3 separate regions of the Homo sapiens genome follow, and regions 2 and 3 are each linked to region 1. The links are chromatin contacts, found by Hi-C or POLR2A ChIA-PET in ENCODE. All regions are on one chromosome and are shown on one strand. The core of a region is the stretch at or near the end of the contact, and the rest is flanking DNA. Distances in the headings are between cores, read along the strand shown.

Region 1 (3,285 bases), core at 301-2,800:
TATGAGGCCTGGATTCCTTTGATTTGATTGTTTTGTTTTTGAGACAGGGTCTTGCTCTGTCACCCAGGCTGGAGTGCAATGGTGCAATCACGGCTCACTGCACCCTCCAACTCCTGGGCTCAAGCGATCCTCCCACCTCAGCCTCCCGAGTACCTGGGACTACAGGCGCACACCATCACGCCTGGCTAATTTTTAAATTTTTGGCAGACACAGGATCTCACTATGTTGCCCAGGCTGGTCTTGAATTCCTGGGCTCAAGCGATCCTCCTGCATCGGCCTCCCAAAGTGCTGGGATTAGAGGCGTGAATCACCACGCCCTGCCATGGATCCCTTTGAATGGCTGCCAGGGCCCAAGAGCCTCTGAGCTTCCTTCCTTATTTGTAAATGACAAAGATGAGTTGATTCTAAGATGAAGCCTCAGAGGGCAAGGCAGTAACAATAGCTAACACTCAGATGCCAGACGCAGCCTTAAGCGCTTTACATATGTTTAATCTTCTGCATGACTTATGACGCAGATGTACTGTTATCATCTTTATTTTACAGATGAGGAAACTGAGGCACAGTGAAGTAGCCCGCTCAAGATGAATGATTCTGAGTCTGCACTTCTAGGGTCCTAAAAGTGTATGTTTCTAACATTCCTCTAATGTTCTGTGCTTCCAACTTTGATATTCCGAAAGTTACTTGATTTCTAAGATCCTAGGATTGGAACATTTGAGAGGACAAAACTTCTGAGATTGGAATGTGTGTTGTGCGGAATCTGCCACTGACGGTTCTGACTTTCTAAGAAAACGAGATTAAAAAATAATCAGGCCGAGCATGGTGGCTCACATCTGTAATCCTAGCATTTTCGGAGGCTGAGGAGGGAGAATCACTTGAGCCCAGGGGTTCAAGACCAGCCTGGACAACATAGTGAGACCTTTGTCTCTTAAAAAAAAACACACACACATCAGTTTGGACCGGGAGTGGTGGTGTGAGCCTGTAATCCCAGCGCTTTGGGAGGCCTAGGAAGGAGGATCACTTGAAACCAGATGTTTGAGACCAGCCTGGGCAACATGGGGAGGCTCCATTTCTACAAAAAATAAAAATAAAAAATTAGCCAGGTGCGGATGCACCCTTCTGTGGTCGCAGCTACTCGGGAGGCTGAGGTAGGAGAATCCCTGAGCTTAGGAGTTGGAGGCTGCAGTGAGCCATTACCCTTCCACTGCACTCCAGCCTGGGGGCAACAAAGTGAGACCTTATCTATTAAAGAAAAAAATCAGTTTGAGCAAAGACCCCAGGCGGCCGGGAAAGGTGTTCGCTTAAGGGCGAAAGCTAAGAACCTGCAACCTTCCCGTCTCTTTCCTACCACCCGCCGCCGTTAGGAATCTTCAGATCCCGCTGTAAAGAATGGAGGAAGGAGGAGCCATTTATCCTTTACCAAGATGGCAGCCTCCTGGCAACTCCAGTCACTTTATAAATATGGCTGCCACAGGAAGTACGTCACGGAAGAGGGTGGGAAATCTGCGCGCGCACGCTGCAAAGGGGCTTTTTGGGACGCCAGTGGCTGAGTTCTTCCTTTGACAAGATGGCGGCAGGAGGCAGTGGCGTTGGTGGGAAGCGCAGCTCGAAAAGCGATGCCGATTCTGGTTTCCTGGGGCTGCGGCCCACTTCGGTGGACCCAGCGCTGAGGCGGCGGCGGCGAGGCCCAAGAAATAAGAAGCGGGGCTGGCGGCGGCTTGCTCAGGAGCCGCTGGGGCTGGAGGTTGACCAGTTCCTGGAAGACGTGCGGCTACAGGAGCGCACGAGCGGGTACGTTGGGCGGGACTTCCGGGAGGTGGGACGGTTCCTGCGCCCAGGTGCAAGGCCAGGCGTGCTTGCGTGGACTCGTCGGGGGTCGGGGGTCGGGGGTCGGGGGTTGGGGGCTCCTGTCCCGGGGACCGCCGAGGAAATGGAGAGCATGGGCAGGGGACTCAGCATGGGAAGCTGGAGAGCTTGATAGAGTTACCAGATTTAGCAGATAAATATACAGGACGCTCAATTAAATTTGGATTTTAGGTAAACAATGAATAATTTTTAGCATAAATACGTTCCATGCATCCACCTTAGCTTGCTGTTTTCTAAATATGTGTGTGTGTGTATGTATATATGTGTGTGTATATATATGTGTATATGTGTGTATATATATATGTGTATATGTGTGTGTGTATATATATGTATATATATATGTTTTTCAGACGGAGTCTCGCTCTATCGCCCAGGCTGGAGTAGGCGCGATCTCAGCTCACCGCAACCTCCGCCTCCCAGGCTCAAGCGATTCTCCTGCCTCAGCTCCTTAGTAGCTGGGATTACAGGCGGGCGCCACCACGCTCGGCTATTTTTCTTTTCTTTTCTTTTTTCTTTTTTTTTTGAGACGGAGTCTTTCTCTGTAGTCCAGGCTGGAGTGCAATGGCACGATCTCGGCTCACTGCAACCTCTGCCTCCTGGGTTCAAGTGATTCTCCTGCTTCAGCCTCCCAAGTAGCTGGGATTACAGGCATGCACCACCACGTCCGGCTAATTTTTGTATTTTTAGTAGAGACAGGGTTTTGCCATGTTACAGGCCAGGCTGGTCTTGAACTCCTGACCTTAGGTGATCCACCCGCCCCGGCCCCCTAAGGTGCTAAGATTACAGGTGTGAGCCACCACACCCAGCCTAATTTTTGTATTTTTAGTAAAGGCAGGGTTTCACCATGTTGGCCAGGCTGCTCTTGAACTCCTGACCTCAGGTGAGCCACCCGCCTGGGCCTCCCAAAGTGCTGGGATTACAGGCGTGAGCCACTGCGCCTGGCAGTCCTTCCTAAATACTAAGTTCTGTAAACTGCTGGGCGAAGCCTTAGCCTGGAAGAGTCCGGTGGCGGGACTTGACTAAGCGGAAGATGAAGGCTGGACCTGCCAGGTTAAATCTCTTTCCTCTCCAACATCTCTGGCTGATGTTCTGCATTTCTGTCCCCCAGTGGCTTGTTGTCAGAGGCCCCAAATGAAAAACTCTTCTTCGTGGACACTGGCTCCAAGGAAAAAGGTGAGGAGAGGCTTTTGTGGTGTGGAATGGCGGTTATTCATTGTTAGTCAGCTTACGGTAGCCTCTGAGATCTGTGTTAATGATGTGGCTTGGAAGGCAAATATCTGCGGAAACAGGTCAACCTTAATATAAACAAGGGGACCTCAAATGGGCAGAAAGCAAGCTGGAGACGAACTTAGAGAAGGCAGGTTTTTCTTTTGAGATGTCAGTGATCTCCATGCACAGATAAGCTGCTGGGAGTCTGCCTTG
Region 2 (2,991 bases), core at 95-2,594, 76 kb after region 1:
GGACAGAGGGACAGAGATGAGGCTGGAGTTACAGGGACAGGTGGACAGGCAGAAAGACAGCAAAGGGAGGGACAGACAGACAGGAACAGAAGGACATGGAGGCTGAGGGAGAGGGGAGAAAGAGCAAGATAGACAGGGAGACACAGAGAAAAAGAATAAGAGAGACCAAGGGGATAATGCAGGTTTATCAACAGAGACAGGGACGGAGAGGAGCAGATGGAGAATGAAAGAGTGGTATTCAGGAAAGTAGGCAGAAATGCCACAGCCTAAGGCCCACAGGAAAAGAAACTGAGGTACAGAGAAGCCAGACAAAGACCAATGGTGTGTAGAGAGATGGTGAGTGCTGGGTTTGTTGGCTCACGCCTGCAATCCCAGCACTTTGGGAGGCCGAGGTGGGAGGATTGCTTGAGGCCAGGAGTTTGAAGCCAGCCTGGGCAACATAGAGCGACTCCATCTCTACGAAAATAAAAAAATTAGCTGGGCATCGTGGTATGTGCCTGTAAAGTCTCAGCTACTGGGGAGGCTGAGGAGGGAGGATCCCTTGAGCACAGGAGGTCAAGGCTGCAGTGAGCTGTGATCATGCCACTGCACTCCAGCCTGGGCGACAGAGTGAGACCCTGTCTCAACCAAAAAAAAAAAAAAGGAAAAAAAAAAGAAAAAAATCCCAAACCCCAAACTCCACCAAAAACAGAAAAACAAAACACCCTTTCTAATAAGTCTGCCTATTTTCAGTGCTGGAAGCAGCCCCTGCCACCTCCGCCCCCAAAAAGAGGAGAATATCATGTCTGACAACACAGAGACAGAGAGGCCACAGACAAGACTTGACCAAGTCAAAGAGAGAGAAACAGGGGAAACTGAGGCAGAAACCGAGACCAATGAGGCACTACAGAGATAAACTAGCTGTCGGACAGACTGTTGTGGAGAGAAAGGGGGACCCAGGAGAGGGATCCCGAAAGCTCCGTGCCTCTCTTTTTTCAGACGATCTCTCAGGACCATCTGACAGTGCTCTCCTTCCTCTTTGATGCCTCTCTCTTGGGATACTAGCTGAAGCTGGAGAGACACCAGTTAGACCTAAGGAAGGACTTCCCTGAGGAGTAGGGGCTTATGGTCACCGGCAGGAGCTGGGGCCTCCCTTCCCCATCAGCCCTAATTGCCAAGATGTCATGGGGGGAAGAGGAGGGGATTAAGCAGACGGGTGCCCCTCCCCCTCCCAGCCAATGTCACCTCCTGGTGCCCAGTCGAGTCCCCCACCTTGGCCGGGATTACCCTCCGAGTTCCAGGCCATGACAAATGACATCACTCCCGGCCCAGGCTTAAAATCTCCCCATGTGAGGGGATGTGTTTCCTTCAGCCTCTGCTGTCTGGCCGCTCTGTCTAGGTCCTGGGCCACGGGAGAGCCCCGTCCCTCCTTTCTGAAGGTGAGCGTCTGCAGGAGAGGCGGAGGGGACCGAGGAGGGGAGAAAAAAGAGAGGGGAGAAGTTGGGTTTATCTTATTCGTGGCTGTGTTTGCCGTGCTCTGCAGGTGATGTTTGCTGAATAGTCACACACAAAACAGAGGTGCCGTCCTGGCATTTGTGGAAACGGGGCTAGGCTGTGATTGCAGCAGGAGGGAGTAAGGTTAGACAGCAGGGACTGGCTGATGGCACTCGGGGCATTGGGAGGATTCAGGGTGGCTTGTGGGCAAGGGGGTCCCCTCAAGCCCTGACGGCATCCGGGGTTGGGGGCTTCTCACCGTGGTTCTAAGGCAACTCCTCAGCATACCGCTCTGTTGGATGTTCTTTAAAACTCTTAGCACTGCCTGAAATTTTCATTTGCGCGATGATCCACAAATGGCCTGTCTCCCTCCCTTGTTGAGCACTGATTTTTCCCCAGTGCCCAGCGTGTGGTTGGGATTTGCCTAAATATGTGTTGCATAGATGGATGGATGAATGACAGACAAGGGACGGAACAGACATATACGCAGAGAGCCCAGGTCTGTGGCTGCAACAGGAAGAACTCCGGGTGGACTTGGGCCTGCCCGAGAGAGCCAGGAATGTGATGACTGGGGATCACTGTGCTGGTGAATTGATCACTTAGGGCCTCAATGCACCCAGAGGCTCTGGCTTTCAGCCCAGGCTCTACTTCGGGACTGGGGAATCCTCACGCCCCCGCCCTCTTAGCTTCCAGCACAGTCACTCTCTCTGATCTTCTTTCTGCAAAGTTTTTTTTTGTTTGTTTTTGAGATGGAGTCTTGCTCTGTTGCCCAAGCTGGAGTGCAGTGCCACGATCTCCACTCACTGCAACCTCTACCTCCTAGGTCCAAGGAGTCCATCCACCTCAGCCTCTTGAGTAGCTGGAATTACAGGCGCGTGCCCCCATGCCCAGCTATTTTTTGTATTTTTAGTAGAGATGGGGGGTCTCTCCATGTTGTCCAGGCTGGTCTCGAACTCCTGACCTCAAGTGATCAGCCCGCCTGAGCCTCCCAAAGTGCTGGGATTATGGGTATGAGCCTCTGCGCCCAGCCGGTCTCCTGCAAAACTCTTGATTGACACCTTGTTTCCCGTCTGCCCCTGTCAGGAGGGCTGAGGCCTTGTCTGTCTTGCTCTCGGCTGTATTCCCAGTGCTTGGGTCAGTCCTAGACACACAGTGAGTGCTCAGTGAATATGCAGGGAATGAATGAATGAATGAAGGGCAGAAGGGTAGAAGCAGGTAGACAGACTGCCACAGAGAGGAGGTGTGATGCGGTTTTCCCAAAAGGAACGAGCGAGGGCTGTGATTGCCACAGAGTGAGGTCCGACTTCAGGGCTGCCCACTGTGTGTGAATTTCTGGATGCTTCAGGGATCACATTGTTGATCACGGAGTTGATTTGCTCAGGCTCTAACTGTGCCGTGGATCCCAGCTTCCCCCAGGTCTCATGGCCGGCAGTGGGTGCATCCACCCAGCTCCTTGTCCCCGCTGGACAGAGGAGCCAACAGAGGCTGCAGAGAGAGGCTGGAGTGGCTGACAAGGGA
Region 3 (2,963 bases), core at 170-2,669, 120 kb after region 1:
CAATCCCAGCACTTTGGGAGGCCTAGGTGGGTGGATTACGAGGTCGGGAGATCAAGACCATCCTGGCTAACACGGTGAAACCCCGTCTCTACTAAAAATGCAAAAAATTAGCCAGGCATGGTGGCGGGCGCCTGTAGTCCCAGCTACTTGGGAGGCTGAAGGAGGAGAATGGCGTGAACCCGGGAGGTGGAGGTTGCAGTGAGCCGAGATTGTGCCACTTCACTCCAGCCTGGGTGACAGAAATTCTGTCTTAAAAAAAAAAAAGGGTTTTCAAGGCCAGGTAAGGAGGTGGCTCACGCTTTCTAATCTCGGGAAGCCGAGGTGGAAGGATGGACTGAACCCAGAAGTTCGAGACTGGCCTGGGCAACATAGTAAGACCCCGTCTCTACAAAAAATTAAAAATTTGGCCAGGTGTGGTGGCACTACCTGTGGTCTCAGCTACTTGGAAGGCTGAGGCAGGAGGGAGGATCACTTGAGCCTGGGAGGTGGAAGCTGCAGTGAGCTGTGGTGGTAGCACTGCACTCCAGACTGGATGACACAGCAAGACCCCGTCTCAAAAAAAATTTTTTTCCAGACTCCCATTTTAACAGACTGTTTCTGCCGGGTGCAGTGGCTCACGCCTGTATTCACAACACTTTCGGAGGCCGAGGAGGGTGGATCACTTAAGGTCAGGGGTTTGAGACCAGCCTGGCCAACATGGTGAAAACCCGTCTCTACTAAAAATACAAAAATTAGCCTGGCATGGTGGCTGGCGCCTGTAGTCCCAGTTACTCAGGAGGCTGAGGCAGGAGGATCGCTTGAATCCGGGAGGCAGAGGTTGCAATGAGCTGAGATCGTGCCACTGCACTCCAGCTTGTACGACAGAGCAAGACTCCATCTCAAGAATATCCCCCAAAAACAACAAAAAACCTCAGACTGCTTCCCTGAAATTCTTCTAAAGAAAATGCCTGACAGGAAATAACTTAAGGATATTGTGGGTTTTTATTGTTGCTACTTCGAGATGCAGTTGTATCTCTAGAGACACAGTGGGGTCAGATCAGAGATGGGGTTCATTCAGGGGCACCCCCAGAACTGGGAGAGTCCTCGGCTTCCACATACCCGTTATGGTGCTCCGTGGCCACCAGGGGGCAACAATACGTCACTGTTCCAGCCCAGGGAGCGGCCAACCAGAGCTTGGACCTGGGGTGTCCCAGGAGCCACCTAGACCGGCTGGTTCCTTCCATACAAAAGACCTCCAGGTGGGATGGGGGAGAGACACCCCACATTCGAGTGGGAGAAAAACATGGAAAAGACACAGAGGCAACATTATATTTCTTTCCACTTGTGTAATTTAAGCTAAAGCCAAACAGCTAGAAAATATACTTTTTTTTTTTTTTTTTTTGGAGACAGTCTTGCTCTGTTGCTCAGGCTGGAGTGCAGTGATAGGATCATAACTCACTGCAAGCTCCGCCTCCCGGGTTCAAGCCATTCTCCTGCCTCAGCCTCCCAAGTAGCTGGGACTACAGGCACCCGCCACCACGCCTGGCTAATTTTTGTATTTTTAGTAGAGACAGGGTTTCACCATGTTGGCCAGGCTGGTCTCAAACTCCTGAGCTCAAGTGATCCACCTACCTTGGCCTCTCAAAGTGCTGGGATCATAGGCGTGAGCCACCTTACCCGGCCTTCTTGTTGTGGTTTTAATTTATATTTCTCTAGAGGCAAATGATGCAAAACATCGTTTCATGTGCTGATTTGCCATCCCTGTGTCCTCTTTGGTGAAATGTTTGTTCAAATCTTTTATTCTTTTTTTTCTTTTAAAAGATTATTTGTTTAATGCTGGGTTTTAGGAGTTCTTTATGTATTCTAGAAACAAGTCCATTGCCAGATATGAGATTTACAAGTACTTCCTCTCCATCTCTGGTTTGTCTTCTTGTTTTCTCATTTTGTTTTGAGATGGAGTCTCACTTTGTTGCCCAGGCTGGAATGTAGTGGCACAATCTCGGCTCACTGCAACCTCCGCCAACACATCTGGCTAATTTTTCTATTTTTAGTAGAGACAGGGTTTTACCATGTTGGCCAGACTTGTCTTGAACTCCTGAGCTCAAGTGATCCACCTGCCTCGGCCTCCGAAAGTGCTGGGATTACAGGCATGAGCCACCGCACCTGGCCTATCTTTTCATTCTCTTTATAGGTTCTTTGGTTCTTTTGCGGAACAAGACTTTAGTTTTTTTATTTTTTATTTTTGAGATGGAGTCTCCCTCTGTTGCCCAGGCTGGAGTGCAATGGTATGATCTCAGCTCACTGCAACCTCCATCTCCTAGGTTCAAGCAATTCTCATGCCTCAGCCTCCCGAGTAGCTGGGATTACAGACATGTGCCATCATGCCCAGCTAATTTTTGTATTTTTAGTAGAGACAGAGTTTCACTATGTTGGCCAGGCTGGTCTCAAACTCCTGACCTCAAGTGATCCGCCCTCCTTGGCCTCCCAAAGTGCTGGGATTACAGGTGTGAGCCACCGCACCTGGCCTTATGAAAGTTTTAGAAGCCTCCATAAACACCGTTTATTGTATATGGTTTAACAACACAGAGTAAGAGGATAAAATTAGATTGCAAATTACACTCCTTAAGATCAGAGCAATAATAAATTGTGGAGATACATGTGATGAAAAGAAATGGAACCTTAATTGCTCCTGTAATTTTATTTCTTATTTTTATTACTAATTTTTGCTCTAAAATCTGTCACTGTAGCTATTTCTTATTTTTATTAACAAACATTTAGACATCCTTTTAGGTAGTACGTACATTATTCTTGTAGCATTCTGTAAACGGGAAACATTGCAAACATTTAAAAAAGTCTGGGATCCCATGACTCAACTCACTGCAACCTTTGCATCCCTGGGCTTTGAACCCTGGTTCTCTGAACCCTAGTCACTTCTTTCTTTTTGAGACGGTCTCGCTCTGTCACCCAGGCTGGAGTGCAGTGGC

What was found. A loop is a pair of places that touch in the nucleus more often than their neighbours do. ChIA-PET counts read pairs that join two places held with the same protein, here RNA polymerase II (POLR2A). Pooled maps may share reads with other maps.
Region 2: a pooled map shows a loop between it and region 1 (2.1-fold over the local background). The contact joins the promoter of CRX here to the promoter of NOP53 in region 1. A Hi-C loop is called at or near these places in 2 of 50 pooled maps. POLR2A ChIA-PET finds 5 or more read pairs at or near these places in 4 of 52 experiments (GM12878, HEK293, HEK293T and 1 more).
Region 3: a pooled map shows a loop between it and region 1 (2.3-fold over the local background). The contact joins the promoter of LINC01595 here to the promoter of NOP53 in region 1. A Hi-C loop is called at or near these places in 3 of 50 pooled maps. POLR2A ChIA-PET finds 5 or more read pairs at or near these places in 3 of 52 experiments (Caco-2, GM10248 and activated T-cell).

The regions. Positions count from the first base shown.
Region 1 is chr19:47,743,996-47,747,280 of GRCh38, forward strand. It overlaps NOP53 (NOP53 ribosome biogenesis factor), which reads left to right and starts at 1,551. Exons shown (of 13, transcript NM_015710.5): 1 at 1,551-1,788; 2 at 2,972-3,036. The coding sequence starts at 1,565. RefSeq lists enhancers at 1,434-1,823, 2,244-2,744.
Region 2 is chr19:47,820,593-47,823,583 of GRCh38, forward strand. It overlaps CRX (cone-rod homeobox), which reads left to right and starts at 1,345. Exons shown (of 4, transcript NM_000554.6): 1 at 1,345-1,418.
Region 3 is chr19:47,867,942-47,870,904 of GRCh38, forward strand. LINC01595 (long intergenic non-protein coding RNA 1595) reads right to left here and starts at 1,420. Exons shown (of 4, transcript XR_936006.3): 1 at 1,099-1,420. SULT2A1 (sulfotransferase family 2A member 1) reads right to left here. Exons shown (of 6, transcript NM_003167.4): 6 at 2,526-2,963.